Linked DNA regions of Mus musculus: region 1 is linked to region 2. A link is a contact called in ENCODE POLR2A ChIA-PET data. All regions are on one chromosome and are shown on one strand. The core of a region is the stretch at or near the end of the contact, and the rest is flanking DNA. Distances in the headings are between cores, read along the strand shown. Region 1 holds the start of Vrk3 (vaccinia related kinase 3). Region 2 holds the start of Izumo2 (IZUMO family member 2).

What was found. ChIA-PET counts read pairs that join two places held with the same protein, here RNA polymerase II (POLR2A).
Region 1: POLR2A ChIA-PET joins it to region 2 with 20 read pairs in embryonic stem cell. The contact joins the promoter of Vrk3 here to the promoter of Izumo2 in region 2. POLR2A ChIA-PET finds 5 or more read pairs at or near these places in 4 of 5 experiments (Patski and embryonic stem cell).

Annotation. Positions count from the first base shown.
Region 1 is chr7:44,746,417-44,751,102 of GRCm38, reverse strand. Vrk3 (vaccinia related kinase 3) reads right to left here and starts at 2,474. Exons shown (of 15, transcript NM_133945.1): 1 at 2,452-2,474. Zfp473 (zinc finger protein 473) reads left to right here and starts at 2,754. Exons shown (of 5, transcript NM_001289836.1): 1 at 2,754-3,193.
Region 2 is chr7:44,706,484-44,711,515 of GRCm38, reverse strand. Izumo2 (IZUMO family member 2) reads right to left here and starts at 2,786. Exons shown (of 7, transcript NM_001368390.1): 1 at 2,542-2,786; 2 at 2,386-2,460; 3 at 1,175-1,261; 4 at 985-1,005. The coding sequence starts at 2,773.

The DNA of each region.
Region 1 (4,686 bases), core at 1,225-3,724, 40 kb before region 2:
TGGGTTCTATAAGAAAGCAAGCTGAGCAAGCCAGGGGGAAGCAAGCCAGTAAGGAACATCCCTCCATGGCTCTGCATCAGCTCCTGCTTCCTGACCTGCTTGAGTTCCAGACCTGACTTCCTTTAGTGATGACCAGCAGTATGGAAGTGTAAGGTAAATAAGCCCTTTCCTCCTCAACTTGCTTCTTGGTCATGAGGTTTCCTGCAGGAATAGAAACCCTGACTAAGACACCAGCACACCCTGGTAGCGACTTCTACAGTCAACATGATGAAACACATTGGCTTCTTATCTTCAGGTCAAAATATCCTTGCAGGTTCTCACCTGGAAGCAGATGCTCAGCATGACCCTGAGCTGGCAACATCAGGCTTTTCACCAGGTAGCCTCTATCTCTTCAGCCTATCACAGCCTAGGCTGTCATCTCCCCCTCTTTACTGCAGTCACATCCTAACTACAATGACCATCAGCCTCTACACCTTGTCACTGTGGTTTGTTAACCAAACAGAGGTCACAATGATCCAGTTATAGTCAGTTCCGAGGGTAGGCTGGAGGTCTCGGGGATTTAGAATGCACTGTTCTTCCAGAGGACCCAGATTCAGTCTCCAGCACCCCAGTCTGATGGGTGGCTCACATCACCTGTAACTTCAGCTCCAGGGGATCTGACACCCTCTTCTGGCACTTGCAAATTCATGCCATATACACAAACAGAGCCCATGACGAGTGCCACGCCATCTCTGATGATGGTAAACAGCCACAGCCCTGTGGGTGAGCCGTCAGCAAATGAGCTCGGGCAGGTAAGCGTGGGCTGAATTGCAATGTAAATTGCAAGCAGAGAAAGCCTCTCTCATTTTCTAAGACATTCTAGATGCAAACATGTAGATAAGATACCATAGGAAAAAATATTATACAATTGACTGCAATTTCTGTCTGGCACCTCAACCAACGTTAGAATGTAAACTAGTTGTGCAGAATTTAAAAACATCCATCTTTATGATCTTTAATTTTGAGTATGTGTGTGTTTGCATGTGGGTATGTGTAAAAGGTCTTTGCTACTTTGTGAGTTCTTTTTCCTGCCTTTATTCTCCCCTTCCCATTTCACCCCCTATCCCTAGGTAGGAGAGAAAGAAGGACAGAGGGAGAGAGATCAAGAACTCTGAATCTAATTTCTTCTTTGAGCACAACTACTAACAAACTGCAATACCCCCCCCATCCCCCACCCCCACCAAACAACTCTCACGGTACCCAGTTGAGGCCCTAGTATTTACAGACTCTCTGAGAAGTTCCCAGAATTCCAAACGTCACACAGTTGTAGAAACTATGTGCAGCTGGCAAAATCATGAGCTGCTGGAGCAGGAGGCAAAGCTTAGTCAGCTGCGGAGAAGCAGCCCCATAGCCCCACTCCTGGGATTGAAACAAAAACATATTCTTATATTTCTGTGTTTTTTTTAAAGAAATGAAAATTCCAGAATTTTCACTACAGTTATGTGCATATGAACCCGTGTGAAGGCCAATCCCTAATTCCCTAGAACTAGGGTTACAGGCAGTCATGAACTGGGAACCAACTTGAGTCCTCCGGAAGACAGTAAGCACTCAAATATTGAACCAACTCTCCAGTCCTTAGGCAGGGCTGGATTCTTTTTTTAAAGACAGTGTTTCATGTAGCTTAGGCCGACCTTGAACTTTTGATCCCCCAGCATTTGAAACTTACCCAAGCGTACATCCAGCTTTAATTAAACTGAGGTGCCCATTACTATGTAGTCCATCCTGGGCTGTCCTGGAATTCACTATTCTCAAAAATCCTCCTGACTCAGCCTCCCAAGTGCTAGAACATTGCTGAGTTTAGAGCTACTCCTAGGGGAGGTGGCAGTTCGGGTATATAATACAATAAGTGTCTGTTGCACAGATCCTTGCATACAGTAAGTGCTCGGATCTTGAGTGTTGAGGTCTCCTGTCTAAGGCTGCACATTCAGTTCCGACTACTGATACTCAAGTCGGCTTTTATTATGCACCCATTTGTTTAGTTCATTTATCCTACGTATGACCATCAGCTTGCTACCATCTATGCTCCTGTTGCAGGAACGCAGCACAGCAGAGTACCAAAGGCTAAATTCCACAGGTGTGGGACTAACACTTCCCTAAGTAGCAGAGACTGGACCGGGCCCCACAATCCCAAAGAAACCAGTGACGAGGTACCCGTGGAGGCGGAGGCGGAGTGTCTGACATTCCTCACAGGCTCCGCCCAACACCTTCCCAGCAAAACAGAGGAAGTGGGTGCTCCCCCCACTCCCGCCCCCGAACCCCAGCCTTGGTCGGCCTCCGCCTTCCTCAGGCAGTGACGTCACAGGCTGCCGGGCGAGCGGCTCCTCATCACTGTACTTGTGAAAAAGCCGTGGGCGCCGGGGTTTCTCACGGCCCGGACTCTCACTCCGATCCGGAGCAGAAACTTGGACTCACCTTTACAGTTGCCCCGCAGAAACTTCCGGGGAGGGAGGGTGAAGGAGGGGCTGCGCGCGCATCCCCCACCGGCCGTGCGACAGCAGCGAGCAGACGCGGCCTATTTCCTCTAATACAGGGCATCCGGACAAGCTGTGCCCTGCTGGAAACTCCATTTCCCAGAAGCCTGAGCGACACGCCTGATTAGTCCATCCCCCTAATTGCTCACCGTTATTCGGCCTTCTCTGGGGCGGGCTTTTCCTTCTACTGCGCATGTCTGACGTCAATCTTGATGAAATACGTGACAGCCACCAATCAAAGGTCCTGTTGTCATTTTTAAACTCTCCTTGCTTCTGTGCTCTCTCTGTAATCTCAGTTTTGCCTTCAAACTGTATCTATGGCAACCCGCTGTCACCTCCAAATGGAATTTTCGGGGTGTAGAAGGTGAAAGTAGTCCTATAACAGGGTAGTGGGCCATCCAACCTTGGTGTCACTTAGCCATGAATCTGTTTCCTCTCTACTTCCTAGAGGGCTCAGTGGGTGGAGACCACAGGTGGTGGGTCCTGGAATTTGGCGCGGAGTTACCTGGGTGGGATAAATTTGAGGAGAAGTTTCTGGAACCGGAACTTCCTCGGAGGAATTTCCCCCTGTACTCTGAGGGAGCCCTCCTCATGAGGAGTTGGGTTTTCTTGGGATCCTGGAAAGCATATGTTCTTTGGGTTGCCAGCCATGCTGAGGTACGGAGACACGGAGCCATGCCGAGGTACGGAGACTAAGCCCAGGCGCCCATGGCCTTAGTCCTCTGTGGCCGGGGTGGGAGGCCCTGACAGAATGCTGAACCCTTGAGTGCTCACAGCCGGGCGTAGGCCCGGCTCTTAAGCGGGGGTTTCCTCTCGCGACCAATACCTACAATAATGGCCCAGAGACATCTATTGCTTCAGTTTCGGGGTATCAAACCCCCTCTTGGGCTTCTAAAGGCACTTAGGTGTACACACATAGCACTTTGAAGCAGTCATAAACAAATTTAAAAGGAAAGATTATTTGTATCTATTATTTGAGCATCTCAAATATATACTGTTATGTTCTATTTAAAAAGCCAGGGAAGCCAGGGATATGTTTGGTAGGGCGAGGTATGGTGCTGGGGAAGGGGGTGCCTCTGCGGGCCCATGCTGAGGCATCCCTTCCCCTTGAGGTACCAACCACAGTGGGTATAGTGTAGAATAGAGTTTATTTAGGGCATGGGGAGGGGAGTTGAGAGGTAGTAGAGACAGAGAAAGGTAGGGAGAGGGAGTAGAGGCCGGCCATGAACACGTGTAGAGAGAGGGGAATAGGGCAAGAAGGGACAGAGAAGGAAGAGAGTGTGGGGACTGAGGGGCAAGCAGCCCCTTTTATAGTGAGTCAGGCATACCTGGCTTTTGCCAGGTAACTGTGGAGTGGAGTGTAGAAGAAATGCTAACATTCCTTTGTTTTGGTTTAATTTTAAAAAAGGAAAAATTAGAAAGAGGCAACGGTGAAGCAAAAAATAGGGTCATCATGATCTTTAGCTAACTTTCTGTTGTTATTGGGGCAGTGTGTCTCTGGGAAACCTAAGAAGATGGGGGTGGGGATGTTGGTGAAGTCTTAGGAGAATTGGCTGTGTCCTTGCTGCTCAGGGTCTGTGGAACCAACTGTGGATAGATCAGAAGGAGCAGGTCCAGTAGAAGTATCTGTGGCTGTAAGAGAAAATTGGAGCATCTATGGGTTGTTTCTCTGGAGCTGTCTTATGTGTAGATTTTGAGTAAACGCTTGGATTTGGCAAGATGCTGAAACACACACACACACACACAGGAGGTAGAGAATAAAGTTAAGTACGTTTGGGAGAAAAAAAATTAGGTCTTTGGGGTAAGAGGAGTCCCAATCCCAGGAACAGGAGAGCAATCTCACCCTCTGGAATAGGTAGCCAGTGAGAACGTAGGCTATTGCTTGGCAGGTGTACTTACCTGGATGGAGACTATTTAGTCCATAAGAAGTAGATTGGAGTGGGTTTCCTGTAGTTTGTAAGTTTATAAAAGAGATAAATTTGTTAACAGCATGAATAGTCTTTAAGATGAGCTTAAGGAGGACAAAAACTTTTCATGGAGCAGAAGGAGCAAGAAGGGATTTTTTTTTTCTGTCTAGGATACTGAATGTGTACGTACATATATTTCTACATATGTATATATATATATATATATATATATATATATATATATGTATATATATATATTTACATATGTA
Region 2 (5,032 bases), core at 1,537-4,036:
GGACAGCCAAAGCTACTGAAACCCTGTCTCAAACAAACAAACAAACAAACAAACAAACCAACCAACCCAACACAAATCCTGAGGTTGTCTTGGTGACTCATGAAATACCAGCACTGTTGAGGGTGAGGTAAGAGGACTGCCATGAGTTCCGGGTCAGCATGGGTTACAGAGAGAGAGAGAGAGAGAGAGAGAGAGAGAGAGAGAGAGAGAGAGAGAGAGAGAGAGAGAGAGACCTTGTGTCAAAAAAGAAGAAGCAAAGGCAATTGGGGTGGGAGGAGTGAGGCAGAGATAGCTCAGTGGATAAGATGGCTGCCTTGTAAGCATGAAGACTCAAGTTCACTCCTTAGAACGGAAGAGTTCGAGGTGGCAGTGTGTGTAGTCAAAGCTCTGAGAACGAGGCAGAGGGATCCCAGGGGCTCACTGGGCAGCCAGCCTAGTCAGTGACCTTCATGACACCACGAGACCCTAGCTCAGAAACCAGGGTGGGGCTGAAGAAATGCCTCAATAACTCAAAACCTTTACTAATTCTCAGATCCCAGCCCCACTTGTAGTTCACAGTCATCTGCTCATGCAACACACATACATGTACACACATATATGTGCACATACACACATGCATGCACACACACGCACACATATACACACACTTGTGCATGCACAGATACACATATATGCAATACACATAGGAAGGCACATACACACATTCGTGCACAAACAAATACACACATGCTCGTGCATGCACATGAACACACATACATGCATGTGTACACGCATGACCCCATGCATGCACACATGTGCTTACACATTCATGCATACAAGCATGTGAGCACACACATGCACATGCATGCACTCACAACAAACCACCCTCCCTTGATGACCAGGGGTTCATGGTTTTGTGGTAAAGTGAGTAGGGCATTGAGGTTTGATTTGGGAGGAATGGGGAATAGGTGTGGGTGCGGGGTGGGTAGGAAAATTAGAACTCACGACAAGTTTTGTGGTCACAGGCTGAAAGAGAAGAGAGCTGATATGAGTGACGTGCAGACATGGCAGCTTGAGAATTGAATTGGGAAGGGATCAAGGGAGAGAAGGGGGAAATCTGGCAAGATGGTGATGCTGGGGGTCCCAGGAGTGCTATTAGGAGGGAAAGAACTGGGTGGGGGAGAAGGGGCGGCACCTTTCATTTCATAGTCTCTTAATGCTCCCTTTAGTTCCTTGATGGCATGTTCCCTGAAGCTCACCAGCTCTTCCAGCAGAGGAACGTCTGAGGAAGGAAGAGATGCTCTTCAGTGCAGGTCCTCATCAAACCTCCAGCCACTTACAGAATTGTCGGACTGGGCTACAGAGGTGGCTCAGTGCTTAAGAGCACTGGCTGCTCTTGTAAAGAACGTAGATTCAGTTTCCAGCTCCTACACGGTGGCTCACAAACACCTGGAACTCCAGTTCCAGGGGAATCTGATGCCCTCTTCTGACACCCACAGGTACTGCATGCACAAATGGCATATAATACATGCAGAAACAAACAAACAAACAAAAAAAACAAACCCCAAAACCCCAAAACACTTATACACATAAAATTTTAAGAATTTTTAAGTGCTCCAGATTTTAGAGGTTTTCATTTCGGTTCTTTGCAAAAATGACCTGACTGTCCAGAAAGAGTCTGAATTCTGGAAGGCTCCCAAGTGTTTGAGACTCAAAATGTGTGTGCAGACTTGTTTGTGCTTGAATAACGGCTGGTTCCCGTGAATCCTGGCACCTAGAGCTTTGAGGCTGGCTTTGAACTCTAACTAATTAGAGGGATTCAAAGTCATGGTCCTCTTGCCTCAGCTTCCTGAGTTACTAGGATGACAGGCCACGGGTTTACTCACTGGTGGAAGGTTATTACAAATGTTAGATTATTATATTTTTTTAAAAGACAGCTGTAGAGAGACAGAAAGAAAGGCTTGGTCCAACCTTAGATGGGACCGTGCTTATTCACCGCAAAGAAGTAGATGGCCAGAATGCCTCCAGAGGAAGAAGTCACCCCTTATCCCATTGAAATGATTGCTGTAGTCTGCAAAGAAAGCTGGGAAATGTAGTCTTTCAGCAAGACAATGCCAAAAACACCCCGTTTATAAAAATCACAGTGTTTGAGAAACACAAGAAGACAGAAGTGTGTGGCTGGCCACACCTAGTGATGGGCATTATAGAGATGGGAGTGTCCCGCATACATCGTCAACTCTGTGTGACTTTGGACAGGTCACCTGACTTCTTTGAACCTCAGCTTTTCTCCCTCTCAACCCTTTCTCAAAATTCTGCCTAGCTGTCACAGCAAAGGACACATGCCCGCCCAGAGGAGAAGCTCGGATGCAGAAAGGAAGGCCAGGGGGTGGCTCAAGGGTCTCCCACCTGTCTTAGAGTTAGCCTTTATATACTGGGCTTGGTTCTTGAAGGATGTCGCCACTTTTTCCAGTTGATCCACGACTGCAGACCAGAAGGGAGGCCCTGTCAGGTCAGAAGGCCCACAGCTCCCCGGGCCTCTTCCCTACGCACCCAAGTACACACCCACTTTCCCCACGAAAGCGTTCATTGCATAGTCCCTGAAGAAAGGCCCCTCCATGCTCAACAGCAGGGCCTGCGCGCGCGCCTGCAGCCCTTCCAGATGGAAGCGCTTGGTGACGATGGCATCACGCAACTGCCTGAGCTCCAGTAGCACTGACTGGTCGCACTGCAGGCAGCCCCATGCCCCGGGGCCGCCCAGGCCACACAAAAGCACCAGGGCCAAGGCCAAAGGCATGGTGGGGACTTTGTGACCTCACAGGGGCGACCTCAGAACACTCCGAGTGTAGCTCTGGAATCCAGGTAGTTAACATATTTATTGAACACCTGTTGGGTGCTGTTCTAACCCCCATCCCCCACCCCCACCCCCTCCACCCCCACCCTGCCCTCCTCCAACCCCTAAAGCCTGGCTGAGAAAGACTGAAGTGTCCTGCCTTACTGTAGGCTAAATTTACTAATTCAACAGACTTTCTTGCTTTCCTTCTTCCTCACGTTTCTTTCTTTTTTCCTCTTTCTCTCTTACAACATCTTACTAATTTTCGAAGCCAGGTACGTCTTTAATCCCAGCACTCTGGAGGCAGAGACAGGCAGATCTCTGTTAGTTCTAGGCCAGCCTGGTCTATATTGAAAGGAAATAAAACTTGAGACCTGTGATTCATGTAATGTATGTCAAATAGCCCAAAGAGTTGTTTGTGAGCTTTGAAACCTGGGGCTGAGAACATAGCAGAACAGACCAGGACATGCCGGGACAGGCCCGTCCCCTCCCTATCTCCCACCCCTCTGACCTAAGTTAAATGTTAACAGGCTGCTGATGTTTAAATGGACCAATCATGTGAAACCGTGCCAATTCCTCCCCCAGCCCCACTCCTTTTCTATAAAAACCCCTAGCTTCCAAGCCTCGTGGTCGAATCCACTGTCTCCTGTGTGAGATACGTTTCGACCCGACGCTCCGCCATTAAAATACCTCGTGTTGTTACATCAAGGTGTTGTGTTCTGTTGGTGATTCTTGGGTGCACACAGAATCGGGAGTTGAGTGGGGGTTTCCCCACTAGGTTCTTTCAATATTAGTGAATGCTAGGACAGCCAGAGCTACATAATAAGACCTTGTCTTGGAATAGGTTTTTTTTTTTTTTTTTTTTTTGAGACAGGGTTTCTCTGTATAGCCCTGGCTGTCCTGGAACTCACTCTGTAGACCAGACTGGCCTCGAACTCAGAAATCTGCCTGTCTCCCGAGTGCTGGGATTAAAGGCGTGCGCCACCATGACTGGAAGAATAGTTTTTTAAAAAAATAATTTTTGAGAATTTCACAGACACATACAATGCATTTTGATCCTATTCATCGCCCCAAATACTCCCAGGTCCACACCCGGTTTCTCTTTCTCTTCTTCCTTTCTCCAGCCCTCCCTCTCCCTATTTCTCTTCTAAGAGTGTGTCACACAGCCCAGGCTGGCCTTGAACTTTATATTTATCGAAGGATGACATTGAACTCCCAATCCTCCGGTCTCAACCTCCTGATAGTGGTGATTATCTAATTGTAAGTCCAATTTTAAAAGTTCAAGGAGCCAGTGCGATGGCTCAGCAGGTCTTCAATGTTAGGCTAAGCAGAGAAAGGTCTGGGACAAGCTGTGCCACTAAGAGATCACACCACACAGTAGATCTAAGGCAAGAATGCTATTATGGGTGAGTGGGGGAGGGAAGGGATCTCTAGAAGTTGGACAGAGAGATTCAGACAGACTGACAGAGAGACAGAGAGACAGAGAGAGACAGAGACTGAGAGACAGAGAGACTGGGAAACAGAGAAGAGACACAGAGAGAGACATGATGCTGAGAGAGACCTTTCAAAGGGTGTGCACATCCCACTGAAACGTAAGCAGTAAGCAGCTTGTAGCAACAGAGGAGATGGGCTGCCCCTGGCAGAGGGGCAGGTGATGACTTAAGCTGCTGGAGCTGAGTGGCTAAAAGTCAGGCTGAGGGAGCCACCTGATTTACAACACTTAAGCATGAGGACCTGAGTTCGATTCCCAGGACCCACACTGTGGAAGGGCAGAATTGACTCTCCAATGTGATTCTCTGAACACACATTCACCATGGCACGTGCTCCTCCCCCAATAAACATGTAATTTAAAAAGTGCTTAGCACTGAGTGTGGTTAATAGCACCAGCTGGGAGCCTGACTCCTTTGCCTGCTTTTAGGACCTTAGGAGAGTGTCTAGTCTTATCAAAACGTGATATGCTAAGATTAGTTGATGTCCCTGGGAGGCTTGCCCTTTTCTGAAGGAAAACAGAGGAGGAGTGGATCTGTGGGAGAAGGGGTGGTGGTGTGGAGGACTGACAGAAGGGAGGGGAAACTGTAGTCTGGATGTAATATATGAGAGGATTAAAAAAAAGCAATAGATGTTCTTGCATAGGAATCTGAATTTGGTTCCCAGCACCACATGGCAGCTCTAGTTGCAGGGGTCTGATGCCCTCTTCTGGTTTTTCTGGGCACTACATCCATG